Regions from separate parts of the Homo sapiens genome. Here region 1 is linked to region 2. Evidence: read pairs that join two places in POLR2A ChIA-PET (ENCODE). Cell type or tissue: PC-9. All regions are shown on one strand. Links, peaks and the distances in the headings refer to the core of each region. The heading gives the core; the rest is flanking DNA.

Region 1 (10,726 bases), core at 1,335-9,334, 120 kb before region 2:
TCTATCCTCTCACAGGGGTCTGGGGGAGACAGAGCAGCCACCCTGTCACACTCTTTATTTTTTACATTTCTGGGAAGCCAAAATGTCACATTCTTATTGAGAAACCCCAAACTCCTCTGGGAAACCACTCCCCTATTGGAGGTATCCCATAGCAGAGGGAACTCCGCCCCTATTACATTGGTCCAGGCCCCAGGTAAGGACACTGAGGTGCCCTTTACCCAAGAAGAAAGTGGCTGGAAAAGCATATACTGCCCAACCCCAACTCTCTTAAGCACCTTGCTCTAGGGTCTGGGGACAATAATTTCCCCTGGGAGTATCACAGAGATGACACTGACACCAGGCCCTGAGGGCTGAATAGGAGTTCACTGGATAGCAAAGTGAAGGGGAGCACATTCCAGGCAGGAGAAGCAGCACAGGAACTGACACAGAAGGGGAAAACACATGGGAGTGTTGACTGACGGGCAAACAGACACCATCCTGACCTCAGAAGGGCAAGGCGCCCACGACCCCAGAGACTTGACTCTGACTGCTTTGGAACTATCTAGGCCCCTTCCTCAGCAGAGAGAAATGACATTGTTCATAATGGACTCTCCTTACCCACCTTCCTTTTTTTTTGAGTTTTGAATGAAACTGTTGCCCAGTTGAACTCCCGTCGCCCAGGCTGGAGTACAGTGGCGTGGTCTCAGTTCACTGCAGCCTCCGCCTCCTGGGTTCAAGTGATTCTCCTGCCTCAGCCTCCCAAGTACCTGGGACTACAGGCGCCTGCCACTACGCCTGGCTAATTTTTGTTTTTTGTTTTGAGACGGAGCTTTTTGTTCTTGTTGCCCAGGCTGAAGTGCAATGGCGTGATCACAGCTCACTGCAACCTCTGCCTCCTGGGTTCAAGCTATTCTCCTGCCTCAGCCTCCCGAGTAGCCTGGGATTACAGATGCATGCCACCATGCCCAGCTAATTTTTGCATTTTTAGTAGAGATGGGGTTTCGCCATGTTGGCCAGGCTAGTCTCAAACTCCTGACCTCAGGTGATCCCCTCCCGCCTTGGCCCCCGAAAGCACTGGGATTACAGGCGTGAGCCACTGTGTCCGGCCATAATTTTTGATTTTTGTATTTTTAGTAGAGACGGGGTTTCACCATGTTGGCCAGGCTGGTTTTGAACTCCTGACCTCAAGTGATCCACCTGTCTCAGCCTCCCAAAGTGCTGGGATTACAGGTGTGAGCCACCACGCCCAGCCACCTTACTCCCCTTCCTATGACATCCAGGCCACTGGGTCTCAGTGTCTTATCTGGCTGGCTGGAGGTCAGCTCTCCTTTCCTGGACACAGCTCCCATCTCCATGCCTAGCCCCCAGCCCCTACAGGCTTGCTCCCTCAGCCCATTCTCAAACTCACAGAATCCTAGAACTAGCAAGAGTCTCAGAGGCCATTAAACCCCATCTTTGTCGGCCAGTCGCGGTAGCTCACGCCTGTAATCCCAGCACTTTGGGATGCCAAGGCGGGCGGATCATGAGGTCAGGAGTTCGAGACCAGCCTGGCCAATATGGTGAAACCCCATCTCTACTAAAAATACAAAAATTAGCCAGGCACGGTGGCACTCACCTGTAGTCCCAGGCTGAAGCAGAAGAATCGCTTGAACCTGGGAGGCAGAGGTTGCAGTGACCTGAGATCTCGCCACTGCACGCCAGCCTGGGCGACAGAGTGAGACTCTGTCTCAAAAAACAAAACAAAACAAAAAAAAAACCATCTTTGTCAAGACAGGGCATGTCTGGTCCAAAGAGGGGCAGGACTTACCCAAGGTCATACAACAGAGCAGAACTCAAACTCAGGGTTCTCTCCACAACTCCACACCATGAAAGGACAGTCCTCCCTGAGTGGCCAGAGGGAACTTGGAGAGGCCACAGTGAACTGACTGGAGTTAACATGGGGCTAAGTCAGCTAGGCCTGGCAGGGTAGCTCTCAAATTCTCAGTATCAGAGCCATGCCTACTCCCACCCCTCAGCCGCTGCCCACTGCACAAGAGAAACCCTCAGGAGGACTACATACCCCTTTCCCCAAAACTGGTTTTGTCTAAAACTCTAGAGAGGTTACCTGCCTCCAGAGTCAGAAACACAGCCATCATCATATAATTTTCTTTGTAGAGTGTGGCCTCTGGAGGCAGACTGAGTGGCTCCGTCATTGTGATGCTGTGAACCTCACTTCCACATAGATGGGGACCTTGCCTGTCTGGTCCTCTGGCATTCACATCACCTTGAACAGTGCCTTACACTCCAGAGTAAAGAATATGTCCTCTTCAAATAAATGAAGCTGAGTGACCTCGGGCTACTTACTCTCACCCCTTTTTTCTCACCTACAAATGGTGGTAACTGTCCACCTCCCAGGTTGCTGTAAGGACATAGGAAGACTTTGATGAAAATGCCTGGCCAGGGTATATATAGCACATAGCAGCCTTCCTGTTACTTCTCTTCCCATTCAGATTAGCCAGGACCCTGCCCTCCTTCCATAGGCGCTCGCCTCCTCCAGAAAGCCTCCCCTGATTATCTGCTGGGCTCCAATCCTGGCATCTGTCCCAGAAACACTTCCTACCCACACACTTGTCTAGAGTCCAGGTGATATTTCTGGAAGATATGGATTCCTGTTTGTTTTTGTTTTTTTTAACTTGTTCTTTTTTGTTTTTTTTTTTTTTTTTGAGCTGGAGTCTCGCTCTGTCGCCCAGGCTAGAGTGCAGTGACGCGATCTCGGCTCATTGCAAGCTCCGCCTCCCGGGTTCACTCCATTCTCCTGCCTCAGCCTCCCAAGTAGCTGGGACTACAGGCGCCCGACACCACACCTGGCTAATTTTTTGTATTTTTTAGTAGAGACAGGGTTTCACCATGTTAGCCAGGATGGTCTCAATCTCCTGACCTTGTGATCCGCCCGCCTCAGCCTCCCAAAGTGCTGGGATTACAGGCGTGAGCCACCGTGCCTGGCCTGTTTTTTTAACTTTTTCTTATGTCTGAGTCCTCCTGTGGGACAAAGGTGAGACTCTATCCTCTGTGAATCCCCCTCAATAATCATCATCATCATGGGCTGTTTTCCAAACATGGATCAGGGTGAACTTAACTAATGCTCAAGTCCTCAGCAGCATAACAACAGCAGAAACCTGCTGCCAGCTGCACCATGCTCCACAGTTCACAACGCACTTGCATGTCTGTTAGCTCATTTGATCCTGGAAAGGCCCCTATAAAGCTAGGATTTATTATCCCTATTTTACAGATAAGGATACTGAGGCTTGGAGGGGTGAATAACCTGCCAGCATCTTGTAGCTTGAGAGGGGCAGACCAGGGAAGCAGAGTTGTCCATTTTTTTTTTTTTTTTTTTTTGAGACCTAGTCTCGCTCTGTCGCCCAGGCTGGAGTACAGTGGTGCAATCTCGCCTCACTGCAACCTCCACCTCCCGGGTTCAAGCGATTCTCCTGCCTCAGCCTCCTGAGTAGCTGGGATTACAGGCACGCGCCACCACGCCCAGCTAATTTTTGTATTTTTAGTAGAGACAGGGTTTCACCATGTTGGTCAGGCTGGTCTTAAACTCGCGACCTCATGACCCACCCACCTCAAACTCCCAAAGTGCTGGGATTACAGGTGTGAGCCACCACGCCCAGTCAAGCAAAGTTGTTCTTAGGCCCAGAGCCCATTCCTTCCAGACTGGGTCGTTAGAGCTCAGGTGACTAAACTTATAAACACAGGCATAGCAACCCCTTGCATTTCTATGGTTACTTCTCTTTAATATAATTTTCTTTTTTTTTTCTTTTTTTTTTTTCTGAGTCTCGCTCTGTTGCCCAGGCTGGAGTGCAGCGGTGCAATCTTGGCTAACTGCAACCTCCGCCTCCCGAGTTCAAGCAATTCTCTTGCCTCAGCCTTCCGGGTAGCTGGGACTACAGGTGCACGCCACCTTGTCTGGCAAATTTTTTGTATTTTAGTAGAGACGGGGTTTCACCGTGTTGCCCAGGCTGGTCTCGAACTCCTGAGCTCAGGCAATCTGCCCGCCTCGGTCTCCCAAAATACTAGGATTACAGGCATGAGCCACCACGCCCAGCCTTTAATATAATTTTCATATGCTCTCTTGTGAGAATCTTGGTGAGACAGAAAGGTCACAGCCCATCAAGGCAATGTCCAGCCAGAGGATTCCCCCTTTCTTCCCCACAAGACAGTGGTGGAATCAGGGAGCCCACTGAGAAGTTGCTCATCCTACATCATGGGGCTTGCTAGTAGCTGGGCCAGGATTTAAACTCTCATTGGCCTGATTCTGATACTCTCCCCACTCTATCAAGTTCCCTCACTTCTCTCTCTGGGCCATTTCCCATCTGTAAAGTGAGTTGAACAAGAAGATCTTCAAGCCTTACCTGCTGCTCTATGTCCTTGGGAGAGTCATGAAAACAGTCCCGATTTTTGAGGCAGGTGATTTGAGTTTAAATCCGTTTGGTCAAATCAGTCACTCACTGTCCCTGAGCCTCAATTTTTTCATCTGCAAGTAAGATCTTGACATATTCAGACTAATCAATAAATGTCAGACTTCCTCTCTTCTTCTAAGTTTGTGCAGGGTAGTGAGGTCAGCAAGGGAATCATGGAAGACTGGTGCTCAAAACTCCATGACAAGCTCAGTTTTTCCATCTTAAAGTAGGAGAGTCAGATTAGAGGAATCAAGACCTGCCTCTCATAGGTCTTTGAGCCAGAGATTGGAATGGAGGAGATAATGACTTCCCCAGCAAAGATCCCTGACCTCCCAGGAATCTCCTGTGTATCCCTCCTCCCCACCTCTCCCAATCTCCATTCTGAACATTCTCCCTGAAAGAGTTAAGCCTTCTGCAGGCTTCCCGTTCCTGGCCAGCGTTGCCAGTGGAGATTAGTGGGATCAGATTTATTTCTCTTAATAAACAGAAAAGAAGTTGGGCCAGGCAGGTGACAAGGAAACAGTTGCAATAATAGGAGGCTGGAGTAAAAGGGAACAGGACTTCCTCCAGTCATACCCAGGGCCACCTCCAGACCTGGAGAAACAACAGCCAGGGGCAAGGAGGTGTTACCCATGCACGTGGGCTCAAATCAGGCCGACATGCTGCCCAGAAAGCCCAGAGCCACCTGATACCAAACACAAGGCAAGAGGGAGGCCTGGCCACTGACCCAATGAACCCAAACCCAGGCTGTTGGAGCAGTGACCTACAGGCTCAGCTTTTCCAGCCCCCTGCCTTCCAGGCTGGTCTCCCAGAGGAAAAAGGTCCATTGCCCTGGAGTATACACTGCTAGTCCACTAGCCTTCTGCCTGCCAATCCTGACAGTCTGACCACAATACATCCTGCTGCAATGCCCTCTTGAATGAGACGGGGATGACTTCAGACTGAATCCCAGTGGGGCAGCCCTGGGACAGACTCCATGTCCTGTTAGGACTGCAGAGGCTTTGGAAACACCCCTCACCCAAATCCAGTCCTCCCTCAGGGTTTGGCCCAGTCACCCCAGCCCCAGCACCCTCACTTCTATGTGTGGCTGTGCCGCAGGGAAGCAGGGCCCTTATCCAAAAGGAAGATCAAGCCGGATACAATCACACATGAGGCTTTCCACCCTCTTCCTGACCCCTAAAGTGTTCCTTCTAACTCTCCCAGAAGAGGTGGTTAAAGGACACTGGGAGGGTAAACACAGGCAGAATGGGATGGGCCCGCACACCCAGCCATTTCCTCACCTCCAGCACTGCAGCAGCAGTCTAGGAAAGGTGGACTTCCCAGGACAGCAAGCCCCAAGGGAGCTCCACCCTCTTGCAAAGACTCAAGCCCTCCCCATCAAAAGGAAGACAGAAACTGGAAAATGAGGGAAGGCCCAAGAAAGGAACTGAAAATGACCCCAGCAGGGATGGGCCAGGTCGGCTTCCCCGCCTTTCAGGCTGCCCGTCCAGGCCAGAGGAGGAGCCCAGGGACTCAAATTCAGAAAGACTGAGAATTAGCTGTTGAATTTTAAGTACCCACCCCAGCCCAGGTACAGCCTCTCCACTGAGCTTGGGCCTCAGTTTCCCCCATCTGTAAGCACACTTCCGACACTGGCATGTTTCTCCAGGGCTGGAAGAAGGAGTGATAGGGAGGGGCGGGTTGGTTCACCTTGGTGAGCTCACTACCCCAGGAGGTGATGTTTGTGGCCTGGCCCAGGTGAGCGTTGAGGGAGGCCAGGTGGGAAAAGCCAGCACTGTTAAGAAGCTAAGGCAGGGCACACTGTGCTCCATGTGAGGTCCTTTGTGGGGCTGGAAATCCAGATCCAGCTGGAGCTGAAACTCTTTGTGAGTGCGGTTGACCTTCCAGACCCAGAGGGTCCCCACCAGAGACCCAAGGCCACCTGTCTCTCCCATTGGCCACAGGCCAGCGTTAAGTCTCTGACCCCCTGACTCAGCAGAGGGCAGAACCTCGGTGAGCCTGGGGGAGGGGGAATCGCCTCACCGCCCTGGAGTCGGGCTACCAGCACTTCCTGCTCTGCCAGGGGATCCCTGCCCCAGCCGGGGGTCCCCTCCCCTCACAGCGGGGCAGGACTGGGTCTGGAAACTGCGGAAGGCAGCGCAGGGTGGAAGTGTTCGGACTCAGCCCTGGCCTCTTCGCTTTCCAGCACCAGCTCCTGGGGGTCACCCCCCTCCAACACGCCGCGCGCGGACCCCCGGCAGAGCCCCCTCGGCCGCACCCTCGACGCCCCCCCGCGCTCAGCCCAGGTGCCGACCGCCTTACCTCGGCCTTTGCCCTTGGCCCTCTTGGCCTTGTCCTCCGCCTTCTTGGCCCGGGGGGCGGCCGGTTCGGCGCCCTCGGCCCCCGCCGCCTTCTTCTTGCGCCGCTTGCCCCGCAGCCAGCTGAAGGCGCGGCGGAGGCCGGACGCGCCGGAGCGGGACTTCTTCCTGCGCGGGGGGCCGCCCGGGTTCCCCGGCTCCTCGGCCGCAGGTGCGGCGGGGGGCGCGCGGGCCGCCATGGCAGGCGGGGGCGGAGCGGGCGGCGGGTCAGGCCCCCTGCGGCGCGGTGCCCATGCCGGGGGCGGCCGCCGGGGACGCGCGCCCGGAGAAAAGTTTGGGCGGCGGAGGCCGAGCGGGCGCGGAGAGCGGACGGCGGGAGCGGCGCGGGAGGGGCCGGCCGAGCGGCGGGCGGGGCGCAGGCCGGCGGGGAGGGAAGGAGCGGGGCGGGAGCGGCCGCAGGGCGGGAGCGCCGCTGCCTGCGGCCCCTCCCCGCCTCCCCCGGTCCCGGCGGAGGGCGAGGTCCAGTCCCGAGAGGAGGGGGTCCCGGGAGCCCGGGGTCGTGCCCCCCGCTGGGGCCCGAGAGGGCGGGTCGTGGGGCCGCCCGGGAGGGGGCGGCACTGAGGTTCCGTCCCGCAGGGGGCACCGCGGGAGATCTGTTCGGAAGAGGGTGGTATGGGGTGGGGACGGAAAGGGGAAGGGCGCAGGAAAGGAGGAGCGAGAGGCTGGGGTTGGACCCCAGGAGACTTGGTATCCCAAGTTTGGGCTGGGAATAGACAGGGGATTCTGGAATATTTTTTCCTGGAATAAGGGAATTTGGAGAATTCCTTCCAAGCCCCGACAGTGTTGGGGCGCTTGCGCCAGGAATAGAGGCTTCAGACACGTCCAAGACCTGTGACCCGCAGTGGGCATTTCCCTCCCATCTGCTGACTGGGGTCGCCTCCTCGCTCTTTACCACACCTTCCAGGCTCCAACCATCTTCGGTGTGCAGCGGGGGCCCAGGTCCACTGTGTTCCTGCCTCACCCTTTGGTGGCAAGATGAGGATAGCCCTTCCTCCGTTTACCCTTGGACTAGGATTTGAGGCCCCAGGGCACTCCTGCCTGGACCAGGAGTTCCCACTGAGATGCTCAACACTAATTAGGGTTGAACTCTGGGCAGGTGAGAGGTGTGACTGGGAGGCTGGTAGGAAAGGAAACATTAAGAATCCTGAAATTGCTGTACTCATTGCCTACAGGCCTCTGGGTCTATTACAGCTGACCAAGCCCTTTTATATCATCTGATCCCACGACAACGGAAATGGAGGCCAGAAGGGGACAGAGGTGGTCAGCGGGAGAGGAGCCAAGATGGTCATCTGGGTTTTGTCTCAGGCTGGTCCAAGGCTTCAAACCCTAAGGACTAGAAATTGCGCTGGGGACCAGCTGTGGGTTCAGCACCCTTGAACCTCCTCCGTCAGTCCCCAGAAGGGCCTTGTGATGTCCATACCAGTGGGGTGGCCAGAATCACCCAATCTGACTCTGGTCACACGGCTTTCTCTTGGTCCTGGTCTCCACGAGGGCAGGGGCCCATTTGTCTGGGCCACCCAGCCCAGTCAGCCCCGGCGCACTGTAGATAGCACTCACCATAACATTGCAGGATTACTAGAGTGCAGTGGGATCTCCCTAACCTGCCTTAGCCCCCTGCATGTCCCCAGGGGCTCAGCTGTGGTGAACCTGGGACATCATTGACACTCTCCCACCTGGGGGCCCTGGGGCAGACCACCCAGTGTCCATGCTGGGCCTCAGTTTCTTGTCTAACCACCATTCATTCAGATCCAGCCCACAATCCCAGAGCACCCATTCTGGATCAGGAACCAGCCCTGTACTCTGGGTGCTCTTGGCCCAGCCTAGCACTCCTAAGAACCCAGCCTCTTCCTCTGTTAGTTGGTGAGGAAAGGGAATGTAGAGAATGCAGTTTTCAAGAGAAAAGTGTTACAGGTGCCAGGCATGGTGGCTCAGGCCTGTATTCCCAGCACTTTGGGAGGCCCAGGCAAATGGATCACCTGAGGTCAGGAGTTTAAGACCAGCCAGACCAACATGGTGAAACCCGGTCTCTACTAAATACAAAAACTTAGCTGGGTGTGGTGGTGCATGCCTGTAGTCCCAGCTACTTGGGAGACTAAGGCAGGCGAATTGCTTGAACCCGGTAGGCGGAGGTTGCAGTGAGCCAAAATTGCACCATTGCACTCCAGCCTGGGTGACAGAGCGAGACTCTGTCTCAAAAAAAAAAAAAAAAAAAAAAAAAAAAAACTTATTAAGAATTTCAAGGCCTGCCACAGTGGCTCATGTCTGTAATCCCAACACTTTGGAAGGCCAAGGTGGGAGGATTGCTTGAGCCTAGGAGTTCGAGACCAGCCTTGGGCAACATGGTAAGAGCTCATCTCTCCAAAAAAAAAATTGTTTTTCATTAGCCAGGTGTGGTGACAAGTGCCTGTGGTCCTAGCTACTCACTCGGGAGGCTGAGGTGGGAGGATCCCTTGAGCCCAGGAGGTCAAGGCTATAGTGAGCCATGTTCGCGCCACTGAACTGCAGCCTGCGAAACAGAGTGAAATCTTGTCTTTTTGTTGTTGTTGTTGTTTGTTTGTTTGTTTGTTTGAGACTGAGTCTTGCTCTGTCGCCCAGGCTGGAGTGCAGTGGCACAATCTCGGTTCACTGTAACCTCCACCTCCCGGGTTCAAGCGATTCTCCTGCCTCAGCCTCCTGAGTAGCTGGGACTACAGGCGCCCGCCACCACGCCTGGCTAATTTTTGTATTTTTAGTAGAGACGGGGTTTCGCCATATTGGTCAGGCTGGTCTCGAACTCCTGACCTCAGGTGACCCACGCGCCTCGGCCTCCCAAAGTGCTGGGATTACAGGCGTGAGCCACTGTGCCTGGCCTGACTTTGTCTTTTAAAAAAAGAATTTCAAGAGGCAATAGCAGGCCGGGCAAGGTGACTCACGCCTGTAGTCCTGGCACTTTGGGAAGCCGAGGCAGGTGGATCACAAGGTCAGGAGTTTGAGACCAGCCTGGCCAACATAGTGAAACCCCGTCTCTACTAAAAATACAAAAATTAGCCAGGCAAGGTGGCAAGCGCCTGTAATCCCAGATACTCGAGAGGCTGAGGCAGGAGAATCACTTGAACCCAGGAGGCGGAGTTTGCAGTGAGCCAAGATCACGCCATTGCACTCCAGCCCCGGTGACAGTGTGAGACTCCATCTCAAAAAAAAAAAAAAAAAAAATTAGCCAGGCTTGCTGGCAGGCGCCTATAATCCCAGCTACTCAGGAAGCTGCGGCAGGAGAATCACTTGAACCCGGGAGGTGGAGGTTGCAGTGAGCCGAGATCATGCCATTGCACTCCAGCCTGGGCGACGAGTAAAACTCCGTCTCAATAAAATAAATAAAAATACAAAAAAACTAGCAAGGCATGGTGGTGCTTGTCTGTGGTCCCAGCTGCTCGGGAGGCTGAGGCAGGAGAAACGCTTGAACCCAGAAGGCAGAGGTTATAGTGAGCCGAGATGGTGCCACTGCACTCCAGGCTGGAAAATAAGAACAAAACTCCGTCTCAAAAATAAAAATGCCGGGCACGGTGGCTCACGTCTGTAATTCCAGTACTTTGGGAGGCCAAAGAGGGCGGATCATGAGGTCAGGAGATCGAGACCACCCTGGCCAACATGGTAAAACCCCGTCTCAACTAAAAATACAAAAATTAGGCCAGGTGCAGTGGCTCACACCTGTAATCCCCGCACTTTGGGAGGCTGAGGCAGGCGGATCACCTGAGGTCGGGAGCTCGAGACCAGCCTGACCAACATGGAGAAACCCTGTCTCTACTAAAAATACAAAAATTAGCCAGACATAGTGGCGCATGCCTGTAGTCCCAGCTACTCTGGAGGCTGAGCAGGAGAATCGCTTGAACCTGGGAGGTAGAGGTTGCAGTGAGCCTAGATCGTGCCATTGCCCTCCAGCCTGGGCAACAAGAGCGAAACTCCATCCCAAAA
Region 2 (10,726 bases), core at 1,283-9,282:
TCTTGGCTCGCTGCAACCTCTGCCTCCAGAGTTCAAGCGATTCTCCTGCCTGAGCCTCCTGAGTAGCTGGGATTACAGGCGCCTGCCACCATGCCTGGCTAATCTCAGCTAATTTTTAATTTTTTATAGAGATGGGGTCTTGCTATGTTGCTAGGCTGGTCTCTAACTCCTGTGGCCCCATTTTATATTGAATTTCATTCACTTCTTTTTGTAAAGTGAGATCTTTTATTATCTTCTCTGTGTTTTTGTTTTGTTTTGTTTTTTGTTGTTTTTTAATGAGTAAAGAAACAGGCTTGCTGGGTGCAGTGGCTCACGCCTGTAATCCCAGCACTTTGGGAGGCCGAGGCGGGCAGATCAGGAGGTCAAGAGATTGAGACCATCCTAGCCAACATGGTGGAACCCCATCCCTACTAAAAATACAAAAATTAGCCAGGTGTGGTGGTGGGCACCTGTAATCTGAACTACTCAGGAGGCTGAGGCAGGAGAATCGCTTGAACCCAGGAGGCAGAGGTTGCAGTGAGCCAAGATTGTGCCACTGCACTCCAGCCTGGCAACAGCGCGAGACTCTGGCTCAAAAAAAAAAAAAAAAAAAAAAGAAACAAGCATGTCCAAAAGTACTAGCTAATAAGTGTTTGAACAGAATTTTAAAGCTTTGCTCTTTCTATTATACCACGTTGTGATCTTCACTCACATTAGTGTCAAAGACAGAGAGGAGACTGATCCTAAGTTCTAGATTACTTTTCTAGGGCCTTCTATATACAGATCATGGATATTTTTGGAAAAGTTGTAAAGTGTAAACCAAGTTCGGACTGTATTATAGAGTCTAGTATTTTGCCTTTGTGGTACTCAGACTTGCTTTCTCCAGTGGGAGGTATTATTTAATTAGTTTTTGTTTTTCTTTTTTGTTTTGTTTTTGTTGTTTTTGTTTTGAGAGAGGGTTTTGCTTTGTCTCTCAGCCTGGAGTGCAGTGGCATGATCATGGCTCACTGCAGCCATGACCTTTTGGGCTCAAGCAATCCTCCTACCTCAACCTCCCACCTAGCTAGGACAACAGACATATGCCACCATGCCTGGCTAATTTTTTTTTTTAATCTTTTGTAGAGACAGGGTCTCGCTACATTGCCCAGGCTGGTCTCAAACCCCTGAGCTCAAGCTATCTTCCTGCCTCAGTCTCCCAAAGTGCTGAGATTACAGGTGTGAGCCACCGCACCCAGCCTACTTAACTAGTTTCATAACTGAGGATAGTAAAAATTTTGAATATGTTACTACTCTGTTTTGAAACAATATTTACTAAACAATGTTTATTGAGATTCCACCATAGGTACACTATATTGGGGCACATTTATTTTGAGATCAACTATCAACCTTTTTTTAAAGTTTTTAAAATTAATTTTTTGTTTGTTTGTTTTTTAGACAGTCTCACTCTGTTGCCCAGGCTGGGAGTGCAATGATGTGATCTTGGTTCACTGCAATGTCCGCCTCCCAGATTCAAACCATTCTTGTGCCTCAGCCTCCCGAGTAGGTGGGACCACGGGCGCATGGAACCATGCCTGCCTAATTTTTGTATTTTTAGTAGAGACGAGTTCTCACCATGTTGGCCAGGCTGGTCTTGAACTCCTGGATTCATCTACCTCTGCCTCCCAAAGTGCTGGGATTACAGGTGGGAGCCACTGTGCCTGGCCACTAGAATTAAATTTTTTTTTTTTTTTGAGACAGAGTCTCGCTCTGTTGCCCAGGCTGGAGTGCAGTGGCATGATCTCAGCTCACTGCAATCTCCGCCTCCTGGCTCAAGCGATTCTCCTGCCTCAGCCTCCTGAGTAGTTCGGATTACAGGTGCCTACCACCACGCCTGGCTAATTTTTGTATTTTTAGTAGAGACAGAGTTTCATCATGTTGGCCAGGCTGGTCTTGAACTCCTGACCTCAGGTGATCCGCCTACCTCGGCCTCCCAAAGTGCTGGGATTACAGGCATGAGCCACCGCGCCTGACCTTTTTCATTTCGCTCTGTTGCCTAGGGTGGAGTGCAGTGGCGCGATCTTGGCTCACTGCAACCTCCACCTCCTGGGTTCAAGCGATTCTCCTGCCTCTGCCTCCCAAGTAGCTGGGATTACAGACATGCGCCACCACGCCCGGCTAATTTTGTGTTTTTAGTAGAGACAGGGTTTTTCCATGTTGGTCAGGCTGGTCTCAAACTGCCGACCTCAACTGCCGACCTCAGATGATCCACCTGCTTCGGCCTCCCAAAGTGCTGGGGTTACAGGCATGAGCCACCGCGCCTGGCCTATAATTAAAAATTCTTTTGAAACACAGTCTTGCCCTGACACCCAGGCTAGAGTGCGGTGGTGCAATCACAGCTCACTGCAGCCTTGACTTCTGGGCTCAAGCAATCTTCCTGCCTCCTCCTCGTGAGTGGCTGGGACCACAGGCATGTGCCACCACACCCAGCTAACTTTTTTTATTTTTTTAATTTTGTGTACAGATGAGGTCTCCCTATGTTGCTCAGGCTGTTCTCAAACTCCTGGGCTCAAGCGATCCTCCCTTTGGCCTCCGGAAGTGCCAGGATTATAGGTATGAGCCACCGCACCTGGCCTTAACTATCAACCTTGAGAGCAAATGATGACACTGCACACACGTCCCTCAACAGCTGTATCTTCTGACAAATGAAAATGAAACTTAACAGCTCCCTGACCCCCTCCTGTCTCTTTTGGCTTTCTAGCATGTTAACCACATTTACAAGGCTTATTTTAAAACATATAAAGAGAGAACAAATCTTAATCATGTTTTAATTTGTATTCTCAAGGTGGGGAGAAGAATTTTCATTGTCCAAGCACCCTCAGGTATGTTTTAAAATCCAGCCATTAAGAACATGAAAAATTTCCTTACCATAAAGTTCATATATGTGACAATCAACTTCAGTTAGTTCTAACTGGTGTAAAGTGATAAGTTTTTCTCAAGCTTCTCTGACCTGTCTGGATATATTTTGTTAAAATACTGTGATTATACACACCTGATTTAGTGGATGAGGCGTCAGCATTGGGTTCTAGGGTCAAGTTTGTTCAGATTATTGTGGAATTTGAAATTCTCTTTGCCTTTTTGACCTTTATTTCTTCTCCTATAATAAAGATGTTGGACTAGATGTTCTCTATTGTGCCTTCTACTTTCTGTGTGTCTCTAGATTCTGTATTTGCCGACCTGTATGGCCTCACTCTATGGTAGGAAAATCTATTGGAACAGGAGTTGGCAGTTTTTTTCTGTAAAATGGACAGATAATAAATGTTTTAAGATTTGTGGGCCCAGAATGACAGAAGAGCAGCTACTCAGTGCTTCTGTTGTAGCACCAAAGTAGCCATAGATAATACTTAAATGAATGAGTTCACTTGTATTCTAGTAAAACTTATTTATGCCCATTGAAATTTGAATTTCTTATCATTTTCAAATGTAACAAAATGTCATTGTTTTGATTTTTTTCCCCAACCATTTAAAAATGTAAAAATCAGGGCAGGCATGGTGGCTCAGACCTGTAATCCCAGCACTTTGGGAGGCCAAGGCAGGCAGATCGCTTTAGGTCAGGAGTTTGAGACCAGCCTGGCCAACATAGTGAAACCTAGCCTCTACTAAAAATACAAAAATTAGCTGGGCGTGGTGGCACGCGCCTGTAATCCTAGCTGCTCAGGAGGCTGAGGCAGGAGAATCACTTTAACCTGGGTGGCAGAGGTTGCAGTGAGCCGAGATCATGCCACTGCACTCCAGCCTGGGTGACAGAGCGAGACTGGTCTCAAAAAAATAAAATAAAAGTAAATAAATAAAGATGTAAAAATCACTCTTACTTTATGGGACTGTACAAAAAGAGGCAATTTGGCCTGTGGGCTATATATATTTTGCTGACCCCTGTGTTTAGGCCAGATACAGACAGGTCACTTAACTACTGGGATACATTCTGAGAAATGCATCTTTAGGCGATTACATCATTGTGCAAACATCATGGAGTGTACTTACACAAACCTAGATGCTATAACCTATGCTATATGGTATAGCCTATTGCTCCTAGGCTATGAACCTGTACAGCATGTTACTATACTGAATACTATAGGCAGTTGTTACACATTGGTAAATATTTGTGTATTTATATTTCTAAATACCAAAAAAAGGTATAGTAAAAATACAGTATTATAGGCCCGGCGTGGTGGTTCACGCCTGTAATCCCCGCATTTTGGGAGGCCGAGGTGGGTGAATCACCTGAAGTCAGGAGTTCTAGACCAGCCCGGCCAACGTGGTGAAACCCCATCTCTACTAAAAATACAAAAATTAGCTGGGTGCGGTGGCGGGCGCTTGTAATCCCAGCTATTCGGGAGGCTGAGGCAGGAGAATCGCTTGAACCTGGGAGGCAGAGGTTGCAGTGAGCGGAGATCACGCCATTGCACACTCCAGCCTGGGCGACAAGAGCAAAACTCCATCTAAAAAAAAAAAAAAGAAACAGCATTATAATCTTCTCAGACCACCATCATATATGCAGTTAGTCATTGACCAAAATGTTATGCGGCACATAACTGTATTCTAAATTCATATTTGTCATTGGAAGTGTTCAGAATGGATTGTGAGCAAATTAATTTCATTTATTCCTAAGAGTTTTTGTTTATGTGAGACAGTGCCTTGCTGTGTTGCCCAGGCTGATCCGAAACTCCTAGTCTCAAGCAATCCCCCCACTTCAGTCTCCTGAGTAGCTGAGCTTACAGGTGCACACCACCAATTCCAGCTTGGTACTCCTAACAGTTTTTGTTTTGTTTTGTTTTGTTTTGTTTTGTTTTGTTTTTGAGACGGAGTCTCATGCTATTGCCCAGGCTGGAGTGCAGTGGCACGATCTCAGCTCACTGCAACCTCCGCCTCCCAGGTTCAAGCGATTCTCCTGCCTCAGCCTCACAAGTAGCTGTGATTACAGGCACATGACGCCATACCTGGCTAATTTTTTGTATTTTTAGTAGAGATGGGGTTTCACCATGTTGGCCAGGCTGATCTCGAACTCCTGAGCTCAGGTGATTTACCTACCTCAGCCTCCCAAAAGAGGCGTGAGCCATCGCGCCCAGCCAACAGTTTTTTTTATTATTATTATTCTTTCTTTTTTTTTTTGAGACAGTCTCACCCTGTCACCCAGGCTGGAGTGCAGTGACGTGACCTCTACTCACTGCAACCTCCCCCTCCCAGGTTCAAGCGATTCTCGTGTCTCAGCCTCCCGAGTAGCTGGGATTACAGGCCCATGCAACCATGCCAGGCTAATTTTTGTATTTTAGTAGAGACTGGGTTTCACCATGTTGGCCAGGCTGGTTTCGAACTCCCGACCTCAGGTGATCCACCCACCTTGGCCTCCCAAAGTGCTGGGATTATAAGCGTGAGCCACTGCACCCAGCTACTTCTTATTTTTTGAATGAATGATCAAATAACTCTTTTTTTTTTTTTGAGATGGAGTCTTACTCTGTTGCCCAGGCTGGAGTGCAGTGGTGTAATCTCAGCTCACTGCAACCTCCACCTCCCAGGTTCAAGCGATTCTCCTGTCTCTGCCTCCTGAGTAGCTGGGATTACAGGTGTATGCCACCACAGCCGGCTAATTTTTGTATTTTTAGTAGAGGTGGGGTTTCACCATGTTGGTCAGGCTGGTCTCAAACTCCTGACTTCAGGTGATCCACCTGCCTCGGCCTCCCAAAGTGCTGAGATTACAGGCATGAGCCACTGGGCCCAGCCAATCAACTTTTCAAAGCAAAAAGGAATGTTTTACAAATAGCTTATTAAAACATCTGGTTCCTGGAATATTTCTTGGTTTAAAAATACCTTCCTGGTTTTAATACTGTCTTTACCTTCTCTCCATGAATCCATATGCCATCCATCCATGAATTTATGCATGCATTCAGCAAATACTTATCAAGTGCCTCCAGTGTTTCAGACTTTTTTTTATGCACTCGAGGTAGAAATGTAATAGGATAAGCGAAGTCTCTGCCCTTACTGAGTTTAAAATGTAGTGGGAGAAGTGAGCCAGACAAACATGTAAACACATAATATAATTTCAGATAGTGAACAGTGCCATCAGGATAAGGTAAGAGTGGTTGGAGGAGGGGAGGGGGTAGTCAGAAAATATATGTTTATTAACCCATTCTCACGCTGCTGATAAAGACATACCCGAGACTGGGTAATTTATAAAGGAAAGGGGCTTAATTGATTCATAGTTCAGCATGGCTGGGGAGACCTCAGGAAACTTACAATCATGGTGGAGGGGGAAGCAAACCCTTCCTTCTTCACATTGTGGCAGGAAGAGAAGTGAGTGCTGAGCGAAGGGGGAAGCCCCTTAGAAAACCATCAGATCTCCTGAAAACTCACGCACTATCACTAGAACAGCATGGTGGAAACCGCCCCCGTGATTCAATGATCTCCACCTGCTCCCTCCCTCCCACAACACGTGGAGATTATGAGCACTACAGTTCAAGATGAGATTTGGGTGGGGACACAGCCAAAATATATCAGTATGTTTGAGAAAGTGATATTTGAGCAGAGGCAAGAGAGATGAGGAGTGAGCAGAAATAAGGAAGAACTTTCTAGGTGAAGAAACAGGTGTAAAGGCCCTGAAATGAGGTAAGTTCAGGGAACAGCAAGCTGGAGCTGAGAGTGAAGGTGTAATAGTAGGAGACAAGGTTGTAGAGATAGGGCCACAGCCTCTTTGGTAAAATTTGGTAAGGGGAGTATAGGATCAAGTACTCACGTATGGGAGTTGGCCTTCTGATGGGAGCCAGGGACAAGCCATTCATTGCAATCAGGCTAAGGTGAGTACAGATACAGCATGATGGTAGATTTGGTGGTAGGAAAATGAGTCAGTTCTTACTGAGTTGCTCTTACTTTCTCTAGGAAGCACAGTTGATTGAGAGTGAGAATGAGGGAGGAATGATCACTAGAGGAGAAGAGAAAGAATTGTCTCAGAGAGTGAAAAAGGGAATTTATTGGTAATTGTAAGATTTTACTGCGAGTACTGAATTCCTGTTTGAGATGTGTGGACATACACTCAGGGTGATACCAGTTAGCATGGTGTGTGCTGCCATAAGCAGACAGTTGAACTTGAATTAGGTTGTGGTTTTGCCAGGTGATTGTGGCAGAGGAGAAAAAGCAGTGGCAGTGCCACTTATATCCTTCTGTGAAATCTTCCTTTTTTTGTGTGGTGTAGAGCTAGCAAATGCCATTTACCTATTGCCTGGTACATTTTATGGTGCACAGAATTATTGTAGATTCCTTTTGGAGCTGGAAAGAACCTAAGAGAACATCTAATTCTGTGGTTTTAAACTGGGGCAGGGTTGGGCAATGTCATGTATCAGAGACGTGTGGAGAGCTTTTGACCTGGGAAACTATATCTTATTCTTCAGCTAGACTTGGAAAGAGAAGAGTCCCAAGAGGTGAAGTGAGTGTTGTCAACTGAGGAAAAGAGAATAAGTTGAATTCCTAGGGCCTAGGTCAGAGTATAAGGAGGTGGTTTTGATTTCAGAAAGAGCCCTGAGCCAAATAGTAGAAAAGCTTGTGTTCTTTGATTCAACCCATTTTCTTTTTTTTTTTTTAATCATCCTCAAAAGTTTTTTACTTTTTTTTCTTTCCAACTTTTATTTTTAGGTTCATGGGGTACATATACGAGTTTGTTACATGGGTAAATTGCATGTTGTGGGGGTTTAGTGTACAGATAATTTTGTCACCTAGGTAATCAGCATAATACCTGATAGGCAGTTTTTCAATCCTCACCCTCCCCCAACTCTCAAATAGACCCGGTGTCTTGTTTCCCTCTTTGTGTTCATGTGTACTCAATGTTTATGTCCCAAATAAATATATGGAAACATGGTATTTGATTTTCTGCTCCTGCATGAATTCACTTAGGATAATGGCCTCCAGCTCCATCCACGTTGTTGCAAAGAACATGATCTCATTCTTTTTTATGGCTGTGTAGTATTCTATGGTGTATGTGTGTCACATTTTCTTTATCCAGTCTACCATTGATGGGCATGTGGATTGATTCTATGTCTTTGCTATTGTGAATAGTGCTGCAGTGAACATACCCATGGATGTGTCTTTATGTGATTTAACCCATTTTATAAATGAAAAACTGATGTCCAGACAGGCCAGACAATTTCTATACACCCAGGTGGAAACAAAGCCAGGATTAGAGTTCCATGTCCCAACTCCATTGTGCATGTGTTGCCTCTCATTTTTCTTGGATCCCTGTATATTCTCCTAATTTGATAACTAATTGTTTCATGTGAGTTTTTCATTTTCAAAATACTAAAATTTTTACTTTCTGCTGATTGTTGCTAGAGTTAATGATTATGATTTCAATATCCTATTTTCCTTTTTTTTTTTTTTTTCTCTAACCCCAACTTTAGGGAACAGAAGTCAAAGCAATAACATATTCAGCAATGCAGGTCTATAATGAAGAGAACCCGGAAGTTTTTGTGATCATTGACATTTAAGACACCAAAAAATAAAAGACTCCTACGAAGAACTGTTTTTGTTTTCCTCTTCCTTTTGAGAAGACACTATGAATTAAATTCTACAGCTTTTTTTTGATATATGGAAATTTGTAGAACAGAAATATTTTAGTTAAAGTGTGACTTTCAGAAAGGGAAAATCAGGGCACAGCCTTGGTCTGTGTTCCCCAAATATTCACACTTTAAAGAATTCTTCAACCCCCCAAGGGACAGTTATGGTCCTTTGATTCTCTGCTGTGGCAGTAGGTGTGCCTCATGCCCTTCCAGTGCAATGCAAGCCCTCCAGCCTCACCCCAGAGAGGATCACTGATGTCAGCAGCAGCCTGAGGCTGAATCCAGGTTGAAAGAAGAATAACTTGAAAAAATATATTTCCACACACAGAATTTTGTTTTTCTTCCAAGTTGGTTAAGACATATATTTTGTTTCTTTTTTTTTTTTTTTTTTGAGACGGAGTCTCGCTCTGTAGCCCAGGCTGAAGCGCAGTGGTGTGAGCTCGGCTTACTGCAAGCTCCACCTCCCGGGTTCACGCCATTCTCCTACCTCAGCCTCCCGAGTAGCTGGGACTATAGGCACCCGCCACCATGCCCGGCTAATTTTTGTATCTTTAGTAGAGACGGGGTTTCACTGTGTTAGCTAGGATGGTCTTGATCTCCTGACCTTGTGATCCGCCCACCTTGGCCTCCCAAGGTACTGCGATTACAGGCATGAGCTACCATGCCCGGCCACAAGACATAGATTTTCTATATGCACATCAAGGGAGGTGCTGGTTTAGGTTGCTATAGGACAGAGCTATCCTGTATTCCAGTTGGTTTTTGTAGAGAAACAATTAGACTTCTCTAGATAGAGCCCTGATTTTTCTCTCACGCTTTCAGTTTTTTAAAAGCACTAATGATATTTCCTGTTTTCTCATAAGAAAAAGTCAATACTATGCCTTACAAAGAGACCTTTCCTTCTAATATAGAATTTTATTTGAAAGTGAGTACATGTTTATAACTAGAGAATAAAAGGAGAATTTTTGAAAAATTTCTTTATTGTTGTTTTTGTTTAACTACTTAAGCTATTCGTCCTTTTTTTTGAGACAGGGTCTTGCTCTGTCCCCCAGGCTGGAATGCAGTGGTGCAATCATAGCTTACTGTGGCCTCGAACTCCTGGGCTCGAGCAGTCCTTCCAACTCAGCTTCCCAAATTGCTGGAACTACAGGAATGCACCACCATACCTGGCTAATTTTTAAATTTTTTTGTAGAGACAGGGTCTCACTATGTTGTCTTGAACTGGTCTTGAACTCCTGGGCTCAAGTGATCCACCTTGGCCCCCCAAAGTACTGGGATTACAGGTGTGAACCACTGCACCAGGCCTAGCTATTTGTCTTTAAGGAGACAGGAGGCCAGGAAAACAACCTTAAAATGATCTGAACTCTTAAAGTAGATGACTTTTTAAAAATGAAATTTAGTTTGATTTGCACCTTTTTTCTTGTTTCTATTGATTGAGGTATTCTCTTTTGGGATCAAGAGTTTGCAAAGTTGCTATTTATTCCCAAGAACATAAGAAAAAATTGCCACTGGGTGGTGCTAAATATCATCATAGTATGGCGAACTTGAACTAAAAGGAACGGATTAGCAATTATTTTTCTATGGGTATTTAACAGAAAACAGGGTTAATGAAAGCTGGGCACAGTGGCTCACACCTGTAATCCCAACACTTTGGGAGGCTGAGGCAGGCGGATCACCTGAGGTCAGGAGTTCAAGCCCAGCCTGGTCAACATAGTGAAACCCCATCTCTACTAAAAATACAAAATATTAGCCTGGCTTGGTGGCAGGCACCCATAATCCCAGCTACTCGAAAGCCTGAGGCAATGAGAATCGCTTGAACCCAGGAGGTGGAGGTTGCAAGTGAGCTGAGATTGTGCCCCTGAACTGCAGCCTAGGTGACAGAGTGAGACTCTGACTCAAAACAGAAAAAGAAAATAGGGTTAATGAAGAATAGGCCAAGAGCCTGTGGTTTGAAAAGCAGCTCTTCAAATGAATATATATTAGGAACACTGGGTAGTGCTTTTTAACCTCCTTTGTACTCAGGCACATTTTACAAATTTAAATTGTTACTCTCCAAGCCAAACACATCCCTCAGAATCCTTTTACCTTTTATTAGGGTTGATTGCCAGGCTGTGATGGGGCTCTTTTTTTTCACAGAACCTTTGCATATCGTGGGCTAATTGGGGCTTAATTGT

What was found. ChIA-PET counts read pairs that join two places held together with the same protein. Peaks named below come from ENCODE experiments on the same cell type or tissue, not always from the same donor. Only the 100,000 strongest peaks of a DNase experiment are listed, where the experiment ranks them.
Region 1: POLR2A ChIA-PET joins it to region 2 with 11 read pairs; 3 of 35 experiments call an interaction of 5 or more read pairs at or near these places.

What each region holds. Positions count from the first base shown.
Region 1 is chr1:32,738,186-32,748,911 of GRCh38, reverse strand. NHSL3 (NHS like 3) reads right to left here and starts at 7,082. Exons shown (of 7, transcript NM_020888.3): 1 at 6,723-7,082. The coding sequence starts at 6,957. In PC-9, for the core only: a CTCF peak has its summit at 7,362 (motif pointing right); DNase peaks (open chromatin) are centred at 5,021, 5,791 and 6,181; H3K4me3 peaks cover 3,466 bases; H3K27ac peaks cover 3,380 bases.
Region 2 is chr1:32,619,619-32,630,344 of GRCh38, reverse strand. It overlaps ZBTB8OS (zinc finger and BTB domain containing 8 opposite strand), which reads left to right. Exons shown (of 7, transcript NM_178547.5): 6 at 2,801-2,837; 7 at 8,397-9,525. The coding sequence ends at 8,483. Among named protein-coding and RNA genes, the nearest start is that of ZBTB8OS, 26 kb to the left of the region's middle. RefSeq lists an enhancer at 6,567-6,636. In PC-9, for the core only: no CTCF peak of the experiment used is centred there; no DNase peak of the experiment used is centred there.